Linked DNA regions of Homo sapiens: region 1 is linked to region 2. The links are chromatin loops, found by intact Hi-C in ENCODE. Cell type or tissue: IMR-90. All regions are shown on one strand. Each heading gives the region's core, and the rest is flanking DNA. Links, peaks and the distances in the headings are about the cores only. Region 1 has its middle 200 kb from the start of LINC00376. Region 2 overlaps LOC124903236 (a long non-coding RNA gene).

Region 1 (11,537 bases), core at 3,533-8,532, 310 kb after region 2:
CTCAGCATCATTTATCATTTAAAAAATGCACATTTATACTAAAATAAAATAGCTATACACACCAGGAGAATGACTCCATTTAACAGATTGAGAATAACAAGTACCAACAAAGATGTGGATCAACTGGAACTCTCATATAATGTTCAAGGAAGTTGACTATAAAATTACTTTGAAAAACTCTGGACAATTTTTTTATACATTGAAAATAAACCTACCTTATGGCCAAGCAATTATACTATCTATTTTTTCTTGCTCAAAAAAACTGAAAGAATATCTACAAAAAGGCTCATAACAGCTTTATTCATAATAGAAAAAAAAACTGGGGTTGAAAGCAAATTTCCATGAAGAGAAGACGGGTGAACATATTATGCTGTATTCATGCAGTGGGGTATTACTCAGCAATCAAGAGAATAAATACTAATACTGAACATTATTATATGCAGCACAAGAAACCAGACACAAAAGAAGACACACTGTGTGATCCCATTAACATGAATTTGAATAACAGGCAACACTTCTCTGTGCTAACTGACTCCTATCTGTATTTGTTTCTGGGAGTTTGGTAGGGAATTAGCAGAAAAGAAGTCCAAGAGTACTCTCAGAGTTGATGGAAATAGTCCATAGGTTGATGAGAGAGTTAGTGATTATGTAGGTGTATATGTCAAAGTATATGTCGAAATTAATCATGCGGTACACCTGAATATATGCATTTTATTGCAAAGAAATTATACATATATTAAAATAAAATTTAGATAAACCAAAGAAGAAGTTTTAGGGGTGGGTAATTTATCAGAGACATTGTTTAGAATTGTGAGCACATGGTTATAATAAGGAGTAGAGCAACTTTTACTTGACTTTATTTTTTGTTTTGTTTTGTTTCAAAATTCTAGTCAATGTACTTTTTTTAAACCTGCTCCTCAGGTAGATCTTCCCCTCTCCACACTTCTGGATACACCACTGCCAACTCCCCACTTCTTTGAATAGTCAATAAAAACTTCACAATATTTCTCATCTCTGGTCTCATAGCCCCACAACAATTTGCCTCTTGTTACTATTTTGGGACACAATAGAGCCAAAGTGAAATGAAATTTACCCCTACCTCTAGGAGTGAGAACTATTCTTGTTTAGGAAAACTGGAGTGATTGCAGCAGCCATTACCATAGTGACAGGCCCAGAATGATTCAATCAGAACAAAGAATAAGATTTGTGTTGTAAAGAGTAGCCTCTATCTGTTTAGGGTAGAGTGGCCTACAGAAATGAGACCCAGAACTCCTCAGCCTTTTGTTACCATTCATCAAGAGAACCAAAGAAACATTGACTCAGACCCTAGTCCCATTTGTGATTATAGCCAGCCATACTTCTACAGCTTCAAAGTAGGTTGTAATAACTCTTTTTATTTCATCTGGGTTATGTTATATTTCTTGTAATTTACTAAACTAGGAGTCATAACTGCTACAAAGAGAAGTAACTCTGCCTTAACTGTATATTTCCAACAGTTTTATAGAATATACTTTAAAATGAATTGATTTAACCTAGGAGGATTTATATTTCATGAACTGAGTATTTTTAAAAGATAAATTTTATTTTCCTTTGAGTTCTGCACACCTTACTGAAATACTACCTTGTGGAAAGGTCATGTGTTTTAAATTTTGTGTCTGGTTCTGAAAAACACCATACCAAAAAACATTAGCTTTAGCTTTTCTTTCTTTCTTTTCTTTTCTTTTTTATTTTAATTAATTAATTTATGTTTTTGAGACAGAGTCTTGCTCTGCAGCCCAGGCTGGAGTGCAGTGGTACAATCTTGTCTCACTGCAACCTCTGCCTCCTGGGTTCAAGCGATTCTCCTGCCTCAGCCCCCTGAGTATCAGGGATTACAGGTGCCCACCATCACGCCCAGCTTATTTTTGTATTTTTAGTAGAAACAGGTTTTCGCAGTGTTGGCCAGGCTGTTCTCGAACTCCTGGCCTCAAGTGATCCTCCTGCCTCAGCCTCCCAAAGTGATGGGACTGCAGGCATAAGCCACCACACCCAGCCACCTTCAGCTTTCCTGCTATTTGAAGTTAATGAAACCTATTTAGCTATCTCTTTCTTACATTTCCATTTATTTAATTTTTATTTTTTTCATCATTTACAGCCAACTGCTCTGTATTTTTTCCTTGACCTGTGAACAACCTGGTGTGAGAATGATATCTTGATTTCACAATTAATTCTACAAGTATTTATTGTGAGGGTAGGTCACAAGCAATAATGATGAGTTTGCCCCTTATTCTACATGTGTTCTTGTCTCTGGACACTTAAACATAATTACAAATTTAACTGGGATATTTGTAGTTTCACCTTCAGCGAAAAGCTTTTGTGAGCTAAGAACTTCTAGCTTGCTGACATTTTCATTAAAAAGAAATGAACAACAACAAAGAAACCCTCTCAGCTTAAATGGAGACACAGTGACTCATCAACAATATTCTACATCAAGAGCCCATTAACATTTTTGGTTTTTGCCCACGGGACCCATTTGCTATTATGACTATGATGTATATTTTACATACTCTGAGAGTCCTAGAAAAATGATACATATCTGTATGTGGCCATGTGACTGTAAATACTGATTGAAACAGAGTTATTCAATAATTTTTTGGATATTTTCCTGATATGTTAACATTTTATAAAGAAAGACACATTTTCTATATTTATCAATATGTTTAATATAGGTACAAGTCCTGAACCTCAATTTGTTTATTTTCTTTATTTAACTCAAAATTAAATAAATTTTTGCGGACCTAAATCTGTAAGTCAATAATTGATTCAATTATTTGGGTACTTTAAGACAAAATCAAAAGTTCACATGGATAGATCTACATTTTTTATATAAAAAATATTAAAATCATATATATGTTCAAGGTAATTTTTGAAATGTTCGGAGGGTAAAATGGGCTAATATTATTAAATTAGAGAGTACGTGTTTTTTCCTTCTATTTTCACTTCTTATTTATACCTGTCACCACAGAGTTTCCATCCTACATTAAGCTTACCAGCTACATAACTACACTTCAGCCCAAAGCTCCATCATTCTAATTTTGTGACTTTCCCTTTCCGTACTTGGGTTACTGTGTACAACTGCAATCTTTGTAAATAAATGGGCACCTACTGCTGGATGTTTATATTTTTACTCAGCTATCTCATTCATTCTGCATAGTGATAATTCAAACCTTCAAAATTTTCGTCAATCATGTTCTTACCAAAATCAAATTATATTCAAAGTTGATTTCACCATTTATTTCTAAAAAATTATTAGATATTTTACTGAAGTTCACCATAGCTTCAAAACACTGGAATGAGCCAACATTATTCTCATGTTCTTTAAAGACTCTATGAAAGACCAATCAATCCAATTCTGTTTCATTCAAATTTCTTAATGCCACCTCACCATCCTCAGTAAGTTGTTTTTCCCCCTTTAAATATAGCATATACATATACATTCCATCTTTACTTGTTTTGTTTTCCTGTAACAGTTTAAATTTGCACATGACTTTCCCATCTTAAGCAAAAACAATATTATCTTCCTTTCAAAATTAAGATTCCTGATAAAATATCCATATTTTAATAATTCATAATCATCTCACTAAAATTTGTTCTACTAGATCTACTATGTTTCTTAAAACAACTTTTGCTAACATTACCAACGTTATTTGCTGCTAGGTTTAACAGAATTTCTTCAGTCCTACTCTTACTTAAAAATCTGGCATTAACCATTAACCAACTTGATCAAATCTGCATTTTTAGTAGACTCTTCCATTAGATATATACGTAATATTTCCTGAGTACTTTGTTTAAAGATGGTTTCTGTGATCTGAATATGTTCTCCAAAACTCATACGTTTAAACTTAATCATCAATGTGAAACAGGTGGGAACCTTTAGAAGGTGATTAAGTCATGAGTACAGAGACTTCATGAATGGGATTAGCATTTATAATGGAAATTCCTGGGAGCTGTCTCTCTCTTTCTTTGTCCCTTCTGCTCACTCTTTCACCATGAGAGGACATAACATCTTTCTCCTTTTTGTACTTTTATCATTTCCACCATGTGAGGACATCTAGACATTGTCGTCTATAAGGAACAGGCTTTTACCAGACACTGAACAGCCTGGTGCCTTGATCTTGGTCTTCCCAATGTACAGAACTGTGAGAAAATAAATTTCTACTCCTTATAAATTACCCAGTCTCAGGTATTTTGTTGTAGAAGCACAATGACAATGGTTTTATAATTTGAATTATATCTCCCCCAAAATATGTAGAATTCTTAACACCTAGAAACTGTGAACATAATTTATTTTAAAATAAGATCTTTGCAATTAATCAACTTGAGGTTGTTAGAATGGGTCCCAATCAAATAAGACAAGCGCCCTAATAAAAGGGGGGTGATTTAGACACAGACACAGACAAACACAGAGGTAAGACAATGGGAAGAAGGTTATGTTGATGCAGGATATTTCTCTGTTACTTTTGCCAGCTGGAGACACCTGGCTGGCAATGCCCTTGCCCTGCCTCGGCCTGTGGCCCTGGGACTGGCTCGGATCACACCGCCCTTTCTGTCACATGAGGCAGCTGCCCTCCCCACCTCCAAGAAGAATGAGAATATGCTGAAAATCTAAGAGTGAGGAAAGCAGAGAATAATTTTACTGAGCAATGGAACAGCTCTCACTGGAGAGAGGATGTGGGGGTAGTGCTTTTATGGGCTCAGAATTGGGGAATGTGTGCTGATTGGTTTGTGAATATGCAAAGAAAGGCTAAAGCAAAGGCACCACTCAAAAGTGGGCATGGCAGTGTAGAAAACCAAATAGGAAAGGGTAGGTATATGTAAAATAAGTGAAGGGTGGAGATCAATCAGAGGAAAGCACACCAAATGAAAAGACAGGTTTTCAATCCAGTCCACAGATCTGTAGCTTGGCTTTCAGGCTTTAAACTGTCTTCGGCTTGGAGGTGGGTTTCACCAAGGACCCACCCCTATCTGCCTAGGCATTCGTCTGCCTCCTGCCACTATCAATATTGCAAGGAAAGGAAAATGGCAAGGATTTCTGGCCACCACCAAAAGGTAGGAAAACATAAGGAAGGATCTATTCAAAGTCTCGATAGGACTATGGTCCTGCCAACCCTGATTTGAAACTTACAGTTTCCAGGCATGTAAGACGCAATTTTCTGTTGTTTTAAGATACCCAGTTTGTGGTCCTCTGTTAAGGCAGCTTTAGCAAATTAATATAGATGCTGCTTTTTTGTTATTTGCCCTTTTCTTTCTTCTATTCTTAGTCTTCATATTCCCCACATTACCTTATCAATTACAGTGGTTACAATTATCATCAATACCGGAAAAAATTTTACATGCCATTCAAGGCCTTTAATGATCTAAGTTTTTATTTTATGGTTCATTGCTTTTCACTTGTCCCTTATATGCTACATTCCAGTCATGCTTTTCTTTTGCATAGGGATTAAGACCATGGTATCTTATGTAAGAAACCAGCTCTAAAAGGTAGTTGTTTTGGTGAAAACTACCAAACTTTTTAAGCCTCAATTTCCAGACCTTCCAAGCTGAAGTTATAGAAACATTCAAGAATGCTACTTTCTAACTATGCTGTCACTTCTCTTACTTGTTTCTTTCTTTTATAGAACATACTATCAACTAGTGTTTTCTAATTCTGGGGGTTAGATGTATTGAAAAAAATTAAGTCTCTAAATGAAGGCAGAGAAAGTTTTTTATGTGACCACCATGCATTCTCTATTTGCTGATCCCTTCTTCATTTAGTCTTTTATAAAGGTCCAGATAAAAAGATTAATATGAGAAATAAAGTGCCAACACAAATGGAAATTATAAACTAGCTGATTATGTTGGTCACCAGCAATAATGTTTATATGGAAACATTCAAAATATGTTTGATCTAAGATTTAATGATTCCCAATAAATATTAGTAACTCAAAAATTGGTATATACCTATTTTGGTACATTTAACATATTTCTACCCAGACATAATTTAATATTGATAAATAAATATGTCAGTACAGTTTCTAATTTTGATTTATTTTTTCTCTTCATTGTTCAAAAACTGCATATTCTTTCTTGATATCTTTAAATTACTCAATTTTTTTGTGTTGGTGATATTTGTTGTTTGTTTTTGCTCTAGTATTTGCTCTCAGTATTGTTAGATTAATAATTAATCTTTGACGCCTATCACAGAGTTCAGGGATTTGAGTATTGAAAGATTTCTAGAATTTTTAGTTGAAGAGTTTATCAGTATATACATATAGGACAAAAATGTATTAGTAGAAATAATAAGGCTTACTGGTTCCACCTAGTGGCAATGTAAAGCAAGTTTAAAAGTAAAATTATTAGCATTACTAAAATGATATTAAATGATTTACATAAAGGCTTTTTAAAAGTTTACTTGGAAAACCTTTGAGTAAAAGTAGATATTCAATGCTATCCAACTAAATGTACTTACTCACTATGGGAATAACCCACTATGTTAATAACTCAAAAAAATAAATTTTGGATTTCTACAGCATTTTGTTTTCTGGTAAAATAAGTTATTTTCTTATTTTTGAAGAGCTGTCCAAGCAATACAGAACTAACTGAGTTATTATCTCCTAATAGTAAACTTTTTTGCTTATTTTTCTACTAATTAAGCATATGTTTTTCTCCACACCGCTATTAAATACCATTTATTCAGTGGCTGGAACTTTAATAGTCCTAAGGATATTTATAAAGCATCAGAAACAAAACCATATAAATTTAGAAGGTAACACGATAGTTCTTATAGACGCATTCATCTTTCATATGAGCTAACAAAACATTTTTAGGATATCTACCACAACCTCGACAATCTTCAGTGATTTCAACAACTAATCATTAGGGCTTTTATTAGCAAAAGCCTTGTACTTTTTACAAAACAATATTTAAGCAGATGAAATGTTGCTGCCATAATACAAAGCACTAAATTCAGTTTCCTTTAAAATGTATAATTGTTTATGGCATTCTATCCTAATTGTGTTTATTATCATGAAGTATGATGAAAGAATGATATATGAATAAATTATGTTTAACCAATGCAAATATCGGTGGAACACCTGCCATAGAAAATTATTTTTCTTTCTCTGCATCAATAGCACCTTCAAGTTTCTTATGCAAGCCATTTATGTCTTACAAGTAGCTTCATTTTTATTCTTTTTAATGTCTGCAAAAATTCAAACTGTACATAGCATTTTTATTATAGAAAAATATTTCTGGTTTAGTTATGACAAATTGAGTTTTATATAATATATGAAAGTATCTGATCTGTATACAAAACGTATTGCTGGGGGAAAATCACTTAATGCCAGATATAGTTAACTAAACTTTCAGATATTTTAAAAGGAGAAAATAAAAGGAAATTACAACAGAGTATTATTTTTAGATGGAAATAATATGCTATATTAGGCAAAAGAAATAAAATCCACAGTGTGTCAACTTTCAATCTTGCTTGTTTAATTAATTTTACATACAAAAGAAAATGACTTAAAAACCATTCAGTGGCAGCAAATTACTATTTTTACCTTTGCAGTTTGCTATGGATAAGTTTCCCACTTCCTTACATAGCTGTCACCACTGTGAAAAGTTAGTGTGGCTATTACTGAACACTAGAGGAGAAATAATTTGTGAAAAGAGCATTATCCTTACATTCTTGATAATGTTATATTGAATTACATTAAGTCATGAAGAATGCAAACAAAGACAGGTAATATGTTGTTCAGACTAATAAAAATACTAATCCAATATGCTTAATTCATATATTATCAATTGCTTATATTTCAATCTAAATGTATAAATGAAATTCATTTTTAAATCATATTGTGTAATCTTATTGATGACAAAGAATGCCCCAAAATCTTAAAACCATTGTTGTAAGTAAGGATTATGCAGCAAGGCTCATATCACAAATACCTATTACTCCTCCGGAGGGAGAAAAAAATTAAACTTGTGAGAGAACCTACGAAAAGTACCTAGACTTTCAATAATCATTAAGTCTTAGAGAAATTGAATATGTGAGTATACAGCAGTATACAACACACAGAATCCATGTATACTTTCATTTGGTAATCTGAAAACTGCCCCTGAAAAAGCTATTATCTGATGATACATGAACCACAAACCATAGATTCACCCAAGTACAAATAAAGTATGATAACATAGTACTTTGAAGATTAATTAATTGAGCATATTGACATTAGATTACACAAAGTAGAATGTGTTTTTATTCCAAGTTGTAATTTGTTAGATGCATGTTTCTGCCTCAAGGCATTTATACCTCTCTGTTCCTGTGCCTGAAAAAAAAAGTCTTTCCCCAAGAAACTCATTGGTCTTGCACCATGATGACCTTCAGGTCTTTACTCAAATGTATCACTCCAGTTAGACCTCCTTTGACTTCTGTATTTAAAATTACACTCTTTTTTTGAAGGTAAATTCAAAAGTGAATGAAAACCTTAGTCTCCCATCATGACCCCAGTATCCTTATCCATTTCGCTTCTTTATTTTTCTTCATAACATTTATGACCATCTGAAACACTGTAGATGTTTTTATATACACTTAATATATGGCTTGCCACCCTCACTGCTATGTAACCTCCATGAAAGGGAGAGATTTTTTTTCTTCGTATCCTGGATTTTTAGTGCATAGAACACTACTTAGAACACACATAGAAAATGGACTGCAGATTTATTTTGACAAATTAAGAGAATCATAAGATGAATAAATGATTAACCCAAATATGTACTGTTTAGAAGGTCACATTGAGGAGCTAGAGATGACCATTTGGATTACAAAGAAGGGCACCTTTCATACTGACTAGTGCTCAGTGAGGGTTACACACATATGTGTCTATGGTGAAACGTCATGTAGGGTTTCTCACAGAAAGTTTTCTTGCTTCTTTTTTCCTTCTTTTCCCTATTAAGTGTGGATGTTTTCCAAAGTCTGTACCTAGAATCTCTACATATTTTCTTTATACGTCACTTTGAAATCTCAGTTTCCACAACTTCAACAAACATCTGCAGGTAAAGTGATTCCAAATGTTAGTTATCAGATTTCTAGGCTGCAGATGTTTTAACAGTCATACACATACATGTGCATGCGTGTGCGCGCGCACGCGTGCACACACACACACTATTATATATTTTCCCACATTTTAAATTCATATATAATCACGCCTGTAATCCCAGGACTTTGGGGGGCCGAGATGGGCGGATCAAGAAGTCAGGAGGTCAAGACCATCCTGGCTAACACGGTGAAACCCTGTCTCTACTAAAAAGTACAAAAAATTAGCCGGGCGTGGTGGCACACTCCTGTAGTCCCAGCTACTCGGGAGGCTGAGGCAGGAGAATCACTTGAACTTGGGAGGTGGAGGTTGTAGTGAGCCATGATCGCGCCACTACAATCCAGCCTGGGTGACAAAGCGAGACTCCATCTCAAAAAAAAAAAAAAAAAAAAAAAAAAAAAAAAAAAAAAAAAAAAGAAAAAAAGAAAAGAAAAGAAATTTACCCTTTAAAGTACACATTTTAGTGAATTTCAGCATTTTTAGAACTTTTGGTTTATTCACAGATTGTGCAACCATCACCATTGTCTATTTTAGAATATTTTCACACCGAAAAGAAGTGTTTTACCTATTAGCATTTGTTCTCCATTCTCCCTTCTCTCAGCCCTTGGCTAATATTAGCTATTAGGAATAATGCTGCTATGAAGAGCCATATACAAATGTTAATATGAACTATATTTTCAGATGCTTTCAATGTTATTGGGTATATCATCCGTGCCAATATGTCTATTCAAATATTTTGCCTAACCTAAAAAATTCTGCAATTTGTTTTTATGATTGAGTTGTAAGATAATATTATATATTCTGGATACTAGAAGCTTGTCAGATATGATTTGACCCATTATGTGGATCATCTTCACACTTTTTTGATAGTGTCCTTTGAAACACAGAAGGGTTTTAATTTTGAATCCAATTTATCTTTTTTCTTTTGTTACTTGTGCTTTGGAGCCATATCTGAAAAACTATTTCTTAATCAAAGATCACAAAGATTTATAATTATTTTGTATTCTAAAAGTTTCATAGTTTCAGCTTGTATATTTAAGTCACCGATGGCATGAGGTAGGTTTCAAATTTATTCTTTTGCATAGGGATATCCAGTTGTACCAGTGTCATTTGTCAAAAAGGCTATTGGCACTACAATATCTTGCTTGTAAATCTAGCTATATTATTTTAAAAAGCAGCTTACAGCCATAAAAGTTATAGGCAATCGCCTCAAAAGAAAACACTCACATAGAGATATATCTTTATTGAGGCTGCCTCTGTCTTCACTATCATTCATGCTATTGGCTCTGGGATCTTAGAGAATAAAAAAGCCATTTGACTTTTCTATGTATTCATTGACTAAAAATTTTATGTTGAAAATCAAAGAGTATTTGATTCCTATAAAGTGTTGGGAAAAACTTGAACTTACTCTCTAATAAAGAAATAAAAATGTAAATATAATAATTCAAAATTTGAGAGAAAAGTTGTGGAAGGGTTTCTGATGCAGCAAGCTTGAACACAAAAAATTATATTATTTGATAATTTACCATTAATATATTGATTTAGGATATCCCTTAATAAACTAGAAAAAAGTATAACATAAAAATGAAATTATGAAAAAAAAATATTTTAAAAGTACAAAACATGAATACCTTTAAGATTTTTTTTCTTTCTTTCTCCCGCATTTGATATTAACAAGGATGCTGACAAAAGAAAGGGGAAAACAACCACTTTATAGCATAATTAATTAGAAATAGAATAAAATAAAATGAAGATTGACAAAAAGTCAAATTCTGTGAATATCCTCAGCTAATACATTTGATAACTTTAATGAAATTGAACATATGTTAAAAAAGTAAAAACAGCCAAATTTTAATCAATAAGAAATGGTAATTTGCACATGAAATATTGATGAAAGAAAGTTAGACAATTAAGCAAAGGAAACAAATAAACACAAAGCTAAATGGGTGAGTGCAGTTTCAGAAGTGAACTGCTGCTTTTTTTTCCAACAATTAGGAAGAACCATATAGATATTATCTGTTTTTTTCAAGGGCAAGGAAAAGACTTAAAATTGCAATTAGTTTTAAAATATAAAAGTAAACTGCCATACTAAATTCTGGCAAATACAATGTGAATAAGGAGAAATTCCAGGCACTTAGAGAAAAACAATAAAAATCTCAAATAAAATTTTGCTGAGTAATCCAAGTAAGATTCAATTTTAAAAAACATTGCAATATAATCCATTACATTAGCATATTAAATATATAATTATTTTGATGATTGCTCAGAATATTTGATAAAATTCAATTTCACTTCCTGCTTTTTTAAATTTTAAACAACACTGTCTATGTAATTTATTTTGTAGGTTGCTTTCAACGTTTACTCCATATATTCATATAAATTTATCAGAAATAAGATAGAGTCATTTGCAAACCATGATTTTAA
Region 2 (11,537 bases), core at 4,443-9,442:
CACGAATCTATTTTGCAAGGCATTGGTCAAGAGTATATTTTCTGGACCCTTCCAGCTGGGATGAGTAGGTCTAAAGTGACTAATCCACTCCACCATTCCAAACTCCCTAAGCCTTTTGATCAATTTCTCGACCTTAAACCAAGGGAGATCAGGCATTTACAGCTCACTCACAGTAAGCCATCCTTTAATCCATATTTCCGCTAACCAAACAAATAAACTCTTATAATCTTTTTTAATTCGATGAGCTGGAACGTTAAATGCAGAGTCCCTACTTAGTGGGCCCAAATCAATGAATTCAGCCTGATCCAATTCTATATTTCTTCCACCATTATGCCACACCCTTAATATCCATTCTCATGCATGTTCTCCAGATTTCTGTTTATAAATTAGAAAACTCAAGCAGTTCTTTTTGAGTGTAGTACACCTCCTCATGGGTCAACCTCACCTCTAGGGACCCACTGGGACTTTAGTCTAGTTATAGGTCTAGAACCAAATGAGTGTTCGAGGTGGCTCATGAGAAGAACCAACATTATTTTGCCTGGCAACTGCCTCAGGGGAGGCCATCACTGTTGCCTCAGGCAGTGCAAGGTTTATCTCCTCAGACAAAGCTAGAAAGGCTGATGGCTGCATGGGTCAGGGAAGGGATGTTGTCACTACTGGTGATAGTATAGCTGTTCCTTCTGGCAAAAAAGGTTCATCAGTGTCCCCAGATTCATCAGAGTCCTCCCACACATCCCCATTCTAAGTTGCAGGGTCCCATTCTTTTTCAATCAGTATCCTCACTTTAACAGTAGACACCTGGCAAGGCTGTGGATGCACCTTTCTTTGCAGGTCAGCCACTTGCATGATAAGAGCTTATGTCTGTTTTTCCACAATTTCAGCTCTTTCTCTGCAGAAGATAAGAATCTCACTCAGGGCAATCTTAGCAGATTTAATGCTCAGTATCTGATTCTGAAGCTGGGAGTTATAATCTGCATTCATCATTTTTTCCATCACTTGTCCACTGAACTTAGGAGCAACCAACCAGCTTTATTATATTCCTTGGTTCTCCACATATGGTCAAAGGTACTATGTATAGATGACTAAACTGCTTGCCTCTCACAAGTGGTGAATCTGGAGTGTCAAATGCATTTATTTTATTTTGCATAACTCTCTAAACAGTTCATGCCAAGGACTATCAGTGTTCTCCATACTATTATAAATAGAGTCCTTAGCATTTTTGGGTCTAATCATATTAGGTAACCAACTCACAAACCCCAAAACCAATGAAAGAACTCCATCCTTAATATTCTGTTTCTCTAGAACCACTCCTGGTACCAAAATCTGTATTAGTCAGGGTCTCCTAAAGGGACATAACTAATAGAATACACACACACACACACACACACACACACACACAGACACACACACACATATATAAACGGGAGTTTATTATTAACTTACATGATCACAATTTCCCACAGTAGGCTGTCTGCCAGCTTGAGGAGCAAGGAGAGCCAGTCCAAGTCTCAAAGCTGAAGGATTTAGAGTCTGATGTTCGAGGGCAGGAAGCATCCAGCATGGGAGAAAGATGTAGGTTGGGAGTCTAGGCCATTCTCACCCTTTCACCTTTTTCTGCCATCTTTATATTTGCTGGCAGCTGATTAGATTGTGCCCACCAGATTAAGGATGGGTCTATCTTCCCCAGTCCACTGACTCAAATGTTAATCTCTTTTGGCAACACCCTCACAGACACACCCAGGATTGATACTTTGCATCCTTCAATCCAATCGAGTTGACACTCAGTATTAACAATCACAAAGTTTTAATAGATAAATTATTTCTTATCTCAGTTCTTTATTAATAGTCATTTAGCAGTCCACTATATTCCCTCTTCTCCCTGTTACCTGTGGAAGGTATCTGAGTTACTGGCAGCAAATCCATATGGGTCTGTAGCAGCCTCAATTCTTGCCTCCTCAGAAGAAATAATTCCACTAAGGGGCATAAAGCAGAAAAAGAGACCAAGGCAAGTTTCAGAGCAGGAGTGGAAGTTGATAAAAAAGCTTTAGAGCAGGAAAGAAAGGAAAGTGCACTTGGAAGAGATCCAGGTGGGCAACTTGAAGAATAATTGTGGTGTTCAGCTGTGATCCTAGGACTTTATAGTGTGGCCCCTTTCCAGTGTCTTGAACCCCTTTCTCATGACTCTTTCCTTAGAGTGGGCTGCCTGCACATGCAGCGTCCTCCTTACACTTGGGATGTGAGCATGTCCAGTGTGTTTAGGAAGTTGTGCGCATGCCCATCTGAGGCTTTTTTTCTTTTTCTGGTGGAACCCAGTAAAGGGAAAAATATCCCTAGAAGGTCATACTCTGTTATTTTGTATCTTAATGGAGAAGTTGCATCTCCCTGGCATCTGCATTCAATTAACACTTTAATGTTAACAGCTGTGGACTATTAGGAGATTGTTTCTCCCTGGTGCTGGCTGCCAACTTATCACTTTTAGAGAGACAATGTGATAATTGCCAAGCCATCACCTGACAGTCCTAGTGGTGGGGGAGAGCCCTCTCCTGCCCCACTCATGCCTGTCTAATTACCTGTAACATCCCTAAAGGACACTGTTATGACTAAATATTTGTGTTCTCCCAGTATAGTGTCATTTGGAGGTGGGGATTTGGGAGGATGATTAATTCATGAAGATGGAGCCCTCATAAATGGTATTAGTGCCCTATTAAAAGAGACCCCAAGGTGGGGTGCAGTGGCTCACACCTGTAATCCTAGCACTTTGGGAGGCCGAGGCAGGTGGATCACCTGAGGTTGGGATTTCAAGACCAGCTTGACCAACATGGAGAAATCCCATCTCTACTAAAAATACAATAAATGTTAGCCAGGCATGGTGGTGCACACCTGTAATCCCAGCTACTAGGGAGACTGAGGCAGGAGAATCACTTGAACTCAGGAGGCAGAGGTTACGGTGAGCCGAGATCATGTCACTGCACCCCAGCCTGGGCAACAAGAGTGAAACTCTGTCTCAAAAAAAAAAAAAAAAAAAAATCTCGTCTTGGACTTCCAGCCTCCAAAATAGTGAGAAATAAATTTCTGATTTCTGTTTGTTTTGGATTTTTTTTTTTTTTTTTTTGAGACAGAGTCTTGCTCTGTCACCCAGGCTGGAGGGTGGTGGCATGATTTCAGCTCACTGCAACCTCTGTCTCCCGAGTTCAAACAATTCTCCTACATCAGCTGGGACTACTAGCGCATGCCACCACACATGGCTAATTTTTACATTTTTAGTAGAGACAGGGTTTCACCATGTTGGCCAGGCTGGTCTCAAACTCCTGACTTCAAGTGATCCACCCACCTCAGCCTCCCAAAGTGCTGTGATTACAGGTGTCAGCCACCATGCCCGACCAATTTCTGTTGTTTATAAGCCACAGACTTAATGATATTTTGTTATAGAAGCCTTAAATAACTAAGACAAGCACCACAACTCATGTTTGGTCACTGTCAATTCTAGGATGTCAGCAATACACTTTTGCTTTTCAGTGTGAATTGCATATCAGCACCTTTACAAATACGTATTCCTGTCTTTCAGGATTTGCTACTTTTGCTTTTGGGGCTCCGAAATCAGTACCCCAAAATCTGGCATTTTGACATGCTAAACTAGAGAAGCCTCAGGGTCTCCCTTAACCACTGACCATTCCCCCCGCCCCACTACCAGTCCCCACTGTCTCTCCTAAAGGAACTTAAGTTCCTTTATCTGCCTAAGATCCAAACCCACTAAGAACAATTGTTTTTTCCTTCCCTCTCTGTTATCACATTATCTATTGCAGAAAAAAAAGACAAGATTCACACCTTAGCAGAAACTTTTACTATCTCCAAAGATCATTTATATCCCATTGAAAACTATTTACAAGTTAATCTCTGTTCCTGAGTCCAATTATTCTCCCTAACAATAATTTATTGCCTCTCAATAGAATTCCTTTTCTGCCTCCTCCTATAACCTATTTTACCAGAATCCAAGCCCCCTTTCTTTTTGTAACCTCAGAATGATATATAAGTTTCTGTAACTCATTAGAAATTTGGTGTGGAGTCCTGATAAGTTCGCTAAGCAACAAGAGCAAGGGATCCCAGGTGTGGGGGGAACAATTGTTTCTTTGGAAAGACAGCTAATCACAGACAACGGCTGGCATGACATCCTGTTCCCAAATACCTCCTAGCCCCAGCAGCACCATCTTATCTGCACACCTTATCTGAAAGCAGCCCCTCCAGTACAACTCAGTATCAGGTCTTGCTGTTCCAACCCCTGCCTCTTTGTAAACAGCCTCTTTTGTGCTGTGCTGCCTGTTGCTTCCCTGCAGCATACTTTCTCTCTAATAAATCTGCCTTTCTTTCCCCACGTCTTCCTTGGAAAATTCTTTTGCCACCAGCAGCACTGTCCCCAGCCAGTGGCATCCGTGATAGTTGGGTCTTCATCCTGAAGGCACTTGTGTATACATGTTAAATAAAATTGTATACCTTTTCTCTCATGAATCAACCCTGCCAGAGATTTTTCAGTGAAACTTTAGGGGGTCGATGGTAATCGCCACTACATTGTCATGATTATATTACTATTACAATTCGTTATTCTACTATTTTAATAAGAAAATTTATTTTTTGGATTGTCATGTCTCCTAGGAAGTCAATATGGTCCTAGCTCTTTCAAGCACAGGCATGCTTCATTTTATTGTGCTTTACTTTATTGCGCTTTGCAGATGTTTTTTTAATTGAAGGTATGTGGCAGTCCTGTATTTAATAAGTCTATCAGCACCATTTTTCCAACAGCATGTGTTCGTTTTGTGTCCTTGTGTCATGTTTTGGTAATTCTCACAATATTTTAGACTTTTTCATTAATATTATATCAGTTATGATGGTCTGTGATCAGTGACCTTTGATGATGCTATTGTAATTGTTGTGGCATGCTATGAACTGCATTCATATAGGACAGAAAGCTTAATTGATAAATGTGTGTCTTCTGACTGTCCCACTAACTGGCCATTCCCCTATCTCTCTCCTTCTCCTCAGGCCCCTTTATTCTTTGAGGTACAACACTATTGAAATTGGGTCAGTTAATTACCCTACAATTGCTTCTAGTGTTCAAGTGAAAGAAAGAGTCTTATGTCTCTCATATTAAATCAAAATCTAGAAACGATTAAGCTTAGTGAGGAAGGGATGTCATCAAAAGACATGGCAGCCTGACAGCTAGGTCTTTTGAACCAATAGTTAGCCAAATTGTGAATACAAAGAAAAAGTTCTTAAAGAAAATAAAGTACTACTGCAATGAACTCACAAATAAGTAAGCAAAATAGACTTATTGCTGATATGGAGAAAGTTGTAGTAGTCTGGATAGAGGACCAAACCAGCCACAACATTCTAGAGCAAGGCCAGAACTCTCTTAAGCCAAAGTCTAATCTAGAGCAAGGCCAGAACTCTGTTCAATTCCATGAACACTGAGAGAGGTGAGGAAGCTGCAGAAGTTTGAAACAGATAGTTCAGGAGGTTCAGGAGAAGAAGCTATCTTCATAGCATAAAAATGATACAGTAAGTTGCTAGTCAGACATGAGCAGAGCAGAAGAGGGCTCCCCCAACCACAAACACACCAGGAATATCAGGCGACCAACAACTGATGGTCAGGCTATTGTTAACTGTCTCTCTAAAATAATAACTAGTCACAGCCAGCACCAGAGAAAGCCAGTACTCCAGCAAACAGAAACACCAGAAGCTGGTCATCAGCAGTTTGCCAGTAAGATGTCAGGAGTTGGGTGAGTGGGCTCACACATGCACACTAGGAGGCAAAATGGTGGCATTTAACTGGTATATGATCTCCTAGGGACATTCAGCTGGTAAGGGAAGGATGCCTGAAGTGAACAAGCATACAAATCCAGTAAACACACTGAGCATGCTCCTCTTCCAAGTGCCAGCAGGCCACTACCCATGTCGGCAGCCCACCCAAAGGGAAGAATCAGGGGAGAAAGAACACAAGACCCTGGAATCATGCCAACATATAAAACTCCAAGTCAAAAGGTCAAATCATGTACTTGTCTTTCAAGTTGCCCGCTTAGCCCTCTTCCAAGTGTACTTTCTTTTCATTCCTTATAGTTGTTTGTTTTATTCAAATAATTTGATAATTGTGCATTAAGATTTAATCAGTTTTTAAGACTGATATTTTCTTCTGTTTTCTACTGTTTTCTTCTGTTTCTACTAATTTTCAAAAAGAAAATTAGTTCTTGATAAGAGCTCAATGCCAAGTACACGTAATAGTGTTTTAATTAGTACCATGAGTAAGAAGGGCCCAATTGTCATAATGAATGCACAAATTTATGTTCTAGAGAAGGCCTCAGTATTCTTCCTGTAATCTGGACAGTTACTACAACTATTTTAGTAGAGCATATAAATCTAGCAATAATGTTCCTAATTTAAAATATTTATTTGTATTCAATTGAAAATTAATTCACTAAATTAATGAATAATGTTTATAATAATAACTGCTGTGATATGCCACGTACTCATGCTATAAAAGCAACAAAGACAGTCCCTTTTCTGAAAGAGCTTACAAACTGTGGGAAGAGATGGACAAGGAATTGTTATACAATGTGTAACAACATGAATACATAGATTAATACCTTGAGATACAGAAAGCACCCATTCCTTCAAGAATTGCAAAGTGTTTGCTATATCCAGAGCATAAGCAGAAAGAAAAAGAAAAGGAATGTGAGTTAAGTGTGGAATATACCTAGAGGTCAGCTTTAGTTTGGATTTTTCCTCAGGGCAATGATGCGAAATGGAAAGATTTTTAAATGTGAAGTGGCATCATCTCCATAGAGCCCTCCTGCCCAGTAGTTCCTTTCACAGCTCAGTAGACAGTGAATGCCTGTGGCATATGCATAGTGAGACTATTGTGCACTTTACAGAAGTCATTGCCGTTGTCACCCTGAAGAATTGCATCCTACCAGCTTCATGAATGCCAGAACCACTGTCTTTATTCTCAGGGATGCTACTGAAAAGTTCCTTCCTGGAGCCTTTAAGTAGATAGCTTTTTGTTAGTTCATTATCTTGAAACTGCCTTTGCCAAGATTATGATAGTGAGAGAATTTTAGCATAGCTGAATCAGTCTTGCTTCTAGCCTCAAAGGATGGCTGTCCTCACTATTTCCTGGACATAGGCCAAGCTAACCATGGGAGGATTTAGTTTGTAGTTTAACTTTGAAACAAGGATGATAACAGTCCCTCCCTAAAACTAACCTCTCCTTGCCCAGGGACCAAAACCTTGTAAAACTAATGAAAGGCTATGAGATTAGGATCATGGGAGGGGCCTGCCTTCTGGTGAAATGTAAACACAGTTCAGCCACTGTTCTGGAGGTCACAGGATTTGTATCTTTCCCAGTTGCTCCTATGGCTAACATCACTATTATAAAACGTAAGATTGATCTTTTGAGATGTTTTTCATGCTTTTACATCCTGGGGGCCAATTCCACCCAGAGTTGTGATTCATGACTCAAGTAGTCTTGTGGCTAAACCGAGAGGATGACTTGGCACATGAGGAGTGTTTTCCACACCCCTGTGACTTCATTCCAGCTAATCAGCAGCACCCCTTCCCTAGCCCCTTGCTCACCACATTAGCCATAAAAACACTAGCCTCTGAGTTCTTGGAGTGGCTGATTTGAGTAATAAACTGTTGCAATTCCATTTGGCTCTGTATTTATTAAGCTCTTTCTCAGCTGCAATACTTCTATTTCGGTAAATCAGCTCTATCTATGCAGCAAGCAAGAAGAACCCACCAGGCAATTACAATTTTTTTCTTTGGCATTAAGATTTAAATAACCCTATCCGCAGTGGAATATACCTTAATATATCCTAAGATTCATGGGCCAGTGGAGGATGCAAGGGATCCCCTATTCAATTTTTTGCTACTTCAGATTTTCTTAAGTAAGAAATATAAAAGTGCTAATGGAGATGGTAATCCCAAAGTGATACTGTGACTCCAGCCAGAACAGAGTTCACAATTCAAGGCCCAGAGACCAGAGCCTGATAAGATATTTATGCAATAAATATTTAATAAACAAAGATTCGCAACTACATTCATAGTGAAAAGCTGCCCCAGTGTAGAATCAAAATTTAGAGTTGGGGACGATGTTTTGAGAGTCAATCATCTATAGGCCAAAGGCTTGTCCTTTTATATTTTTTCTGAACAGAGTGAACCAATGAAAAATTATTCTTAATTAGAAAAGCCTATTTTAATTCTAAAAAGTTTTTATGAAAACTTACATATATTACCCAAATATATACATATATATTTAATTATTACCCAAATATATATAGATATATATTTAATATTCATCTACCCCAAAGCTGAGAGACCTTCCATGTCATACATGTGTGGACCACAGCATGTATTACTTTTTTGTTGTCATATATATATATATGTATAGATAGATAGTATACAGTTTCAGTTTTTATTTTGTTGCAGGGGGTTGATAAGGAGTCACTTCATTTAATGATAGAAGACTTATTTTATGATCTTCTTCTCTTTCTTACCTACCACAATAAAGTATTTGTGTCGTTTCTCTCTTGCTCTCCCTCTCATATATTTCTCAATGAATAAGCATGATACACCCTTTCAAAACACAAGCTATTAAATATCAATGTGTTTCTTTTTATTTTTCTTTTTTAAAAAACTTTTTGTATAGTGAGAACACTTAAATCTAGTCTTAGCAATTTTCAAGTATGCAATGTATTGTTATTAACTATAGTCATAGCGTGTTGTGTGATAGATCTCTTGAACTTACCGCTCCTGTCTAAGTGAAATTTTGTATCCTTTGACTACCATCTTCCCAATTCTGCTCCTTTTCCCTAGGGTATTTCTTAACTTTTAAAAAATAGGCTTTATTTTTTAGAGCAGTTTTAGATTCACAGCAAAATTGAGGGGATTGTACAGGGATTTCCTGTACATCCTCTGCCCCATACATACACAGACTCCCGAATTATCAACATACTCCACCAGAGTGGAACACTTGTGACAATTGATGAACCAATGTTCACACATCATTATCACCCAAAGTCCCTAGCTTACATTAAGGTTTATTCTTGGTGTTGTATGTTCTATAAGCTTGGACAAATATACAGTGAAACATGTCCATCATTATACTACTATATAGAGTAGTTTTAGTGCCCCGAAAATTCTCTGTGTCTGCCTGTTGATCTCTCTTTCCCATCCAACCCCCGACAATCACTGATTGTTTTACTGTGTATATAGTTTTGGCTTTTCCAGAAAGTCATAGATGGAATCATATAACATACATCCTTTTACAGACTGCTTCTTTCACTTAGTAATATGTACTTAAGCTTCCTCTGTGTATTTTCATAACCTTTCTGCATGACTAATATAAATTTTTTCCTGATCTCTTTTCCAGCATATTTGTATAGAGAACAGCCTTGAAAGATAGACACAGTACTTTCCTTCAGGGCAGGAAATAGATACAATCCTTCAATAGAACAATACATATATTATCTCTGTAGAATAATATTTGAACAAGTTTACTAGAAGCTTACTTATAAAATTAAGGGTTTCCTAAACTCAGGATCCCTTAGTTGTAACACAAACCCATTGTTTATGTGCAGCACCCATCTGGGCCACTCCACATTGCTCCTATGGGACTTGGGTCTTAAGGGAACTGATGCAGGCATACAGCTCATTCTGCCTCTCATAACATAACTAATAAAAGTATTTGACTCCAACACAGGAAGCTCAATTCTTCTGCCACCATCAATAACACAGTGGCAGGCAAGCTACTTAAGTTAAAAGTAAGCCATAATATCAGATATTTTATAGCTATTAACACTTTACTATATACAAAACTACACAGGAAAATAATATTAAATAACATGTTATGTATCATTATATAGGTGATATATAATTATATAAGTTGCACAGTTCATAAATGTACAGTTTGATAAATTTTGGCAAATATGCACCTGTCATATATAAGATATAGACAAGTCCATCACTTTAGAAATTTATTTTATTCTTTTTAATCAGCCCCTTCTGTGAGCCTTTCTAGTCAGTGATTCTTATTTCTATCCTTGCAAATTAGGTTGGCTTTTTCTTGAAGTTCATTTAAATTAAATCATTTTGTATGGGCTTTTTTTGTCTGCTTCTTTTTCTTAAAATAATTTTCCTGAGAGTAATTCATGAGGTGTAATTATATTTTGTTAGTTATTGGTGAGTATAATTTCACTGAAATGATATGTGATAATTTCTTACTCATTCTTCTGTTAGTAGACATTTGTATTGTTTCTAGTTTTTGTTTCTTTTGAATAAAACTGCATCAAATATTCTTGTATTCACCTCCGTATGGACATCTTTTCATATCTTTTAGTTAAATACTTGGGAGTGGAATGACTGCCTCATATAAAGTAATATAAAATAGAGATATATTGATCTTTTCTAGGAAGCTTTCAGCTAAATTCCAAAGTGGCTCTATCATTTCATACTCTACCGGCAAAGTATGAGAGTTCCAGTTACTCTTCCTCTCCAATATTTTGTCACTTTAATTATAACCTTCCTAGTGGATGTGAAGTTATATCTAATGGTAGTTTTAATTTGCATTTTCCTGATGAAAAACAATATTGAACAACTTTTCATGCATTTGTTGATTATTGGTACGTATGCCTTTGCAAAGTGTCTTCCAATATGTTGCCCATTAAAAAAAAAAACTGTATTAAGCTGGTTGCAGTGGCTCATGTCTGTAATCCCAGCACTTTGAGAGGCCCAGGTAGGTGGATCACTTGAGGCCAGGAGTTCGAGACCAGCCTGGCCAATATGGCAAAACCCCATCTCTACTAAAAATACAAAAAATTTTCCAGGTGTGGTGGCGTGTGCCTGTAATCCTGGTTACTCGGGATGCTGAGGCAGGAGAATTGCTTGAACCTGGGAGGCAGACGTTGCAGTGAGCCAAGATCACACCACTGCACTCCAGCCTGGGTGACAAGAGCAAAACCCCATCTCAACACACACACACACACACACACACACACATACACACACACACACAGTGTTATCTTCTTACTATTTATTTGTACAAATACATTACACATATTTTCCCACACACATATGTTTATGTAGAAATATATTAAAATATTTTCTCTCAATCTATAGCTTTCAATTTTATGTGCTCAATGGTGACTTCTAAGTCAGTTTTAATTTTTATGAAGTCTTATTTATCTTTTCTTTCCCTTTTTTTGTAAGTGCATCATGGGTAAGTGTTCAATAAAGTGTGAACTATTTATTTTATGATGTGAGGTATGGGCTAAAGTACACTGTTTATCTCACTTACATTGTTTTTCTTATCAGATATAAGGTTTTTTTGACATGTTTGTTGAAGACTTGGCATTTCTCAATAATTTGCATGGTTGCAATTTAACTGACCATATACATGTGTATCTTAACATAATTGCATGCCTGTAATTGTCCAAAATTTAAGATCAGTGGCGTTTTCTAGGCCAGTTGGTATTTATTTGGTATTTTTAATT

What was found. Peaks named below come from ENCODE experiments on the same cell type or tissue, not always from the same donor. Only the 100,000 strongest peaks of a DNase experiment are listed, where the experiment ranks them.
Region 1: it touches region 2 in a loop (2.6-fold over the local background); 2 of 110 quality-filtered maps call a loop at or near these places.

Annotation. Positions count from the first base shown.
Region 1 is chr13:63,119,862-63,131,398 of GRCh38, reverse strand. No RefSeq gene overlaps it. Among named protein-coding and RNA genes, the nearest start is that of LINC00376, 200 kb to the left of the region's middle. In IMR-90, for the core only: a CTCF peak has its summit at 6,337 (motif pointing left); a DNase peak (open chromatin) is centred at 6,308.
Region 2 is chr13:63,431,845-63,443,381 of GRCh38, reverse strand. The region is part of intron 1 of LOC124903236 (a long non-coding RNA gene); the gene reads right to left. Among named protein-coding and RNA genes, the nearest start is that of LINC00376, 110 kb to the right of the region's middle. In IMR-90, for the core only: no CTCF peak of the experiment used is centred there; DNase peaks (open chromatin) are centred at 7,541 and 9,341; H3K27ac peaks cover 1,634 bases.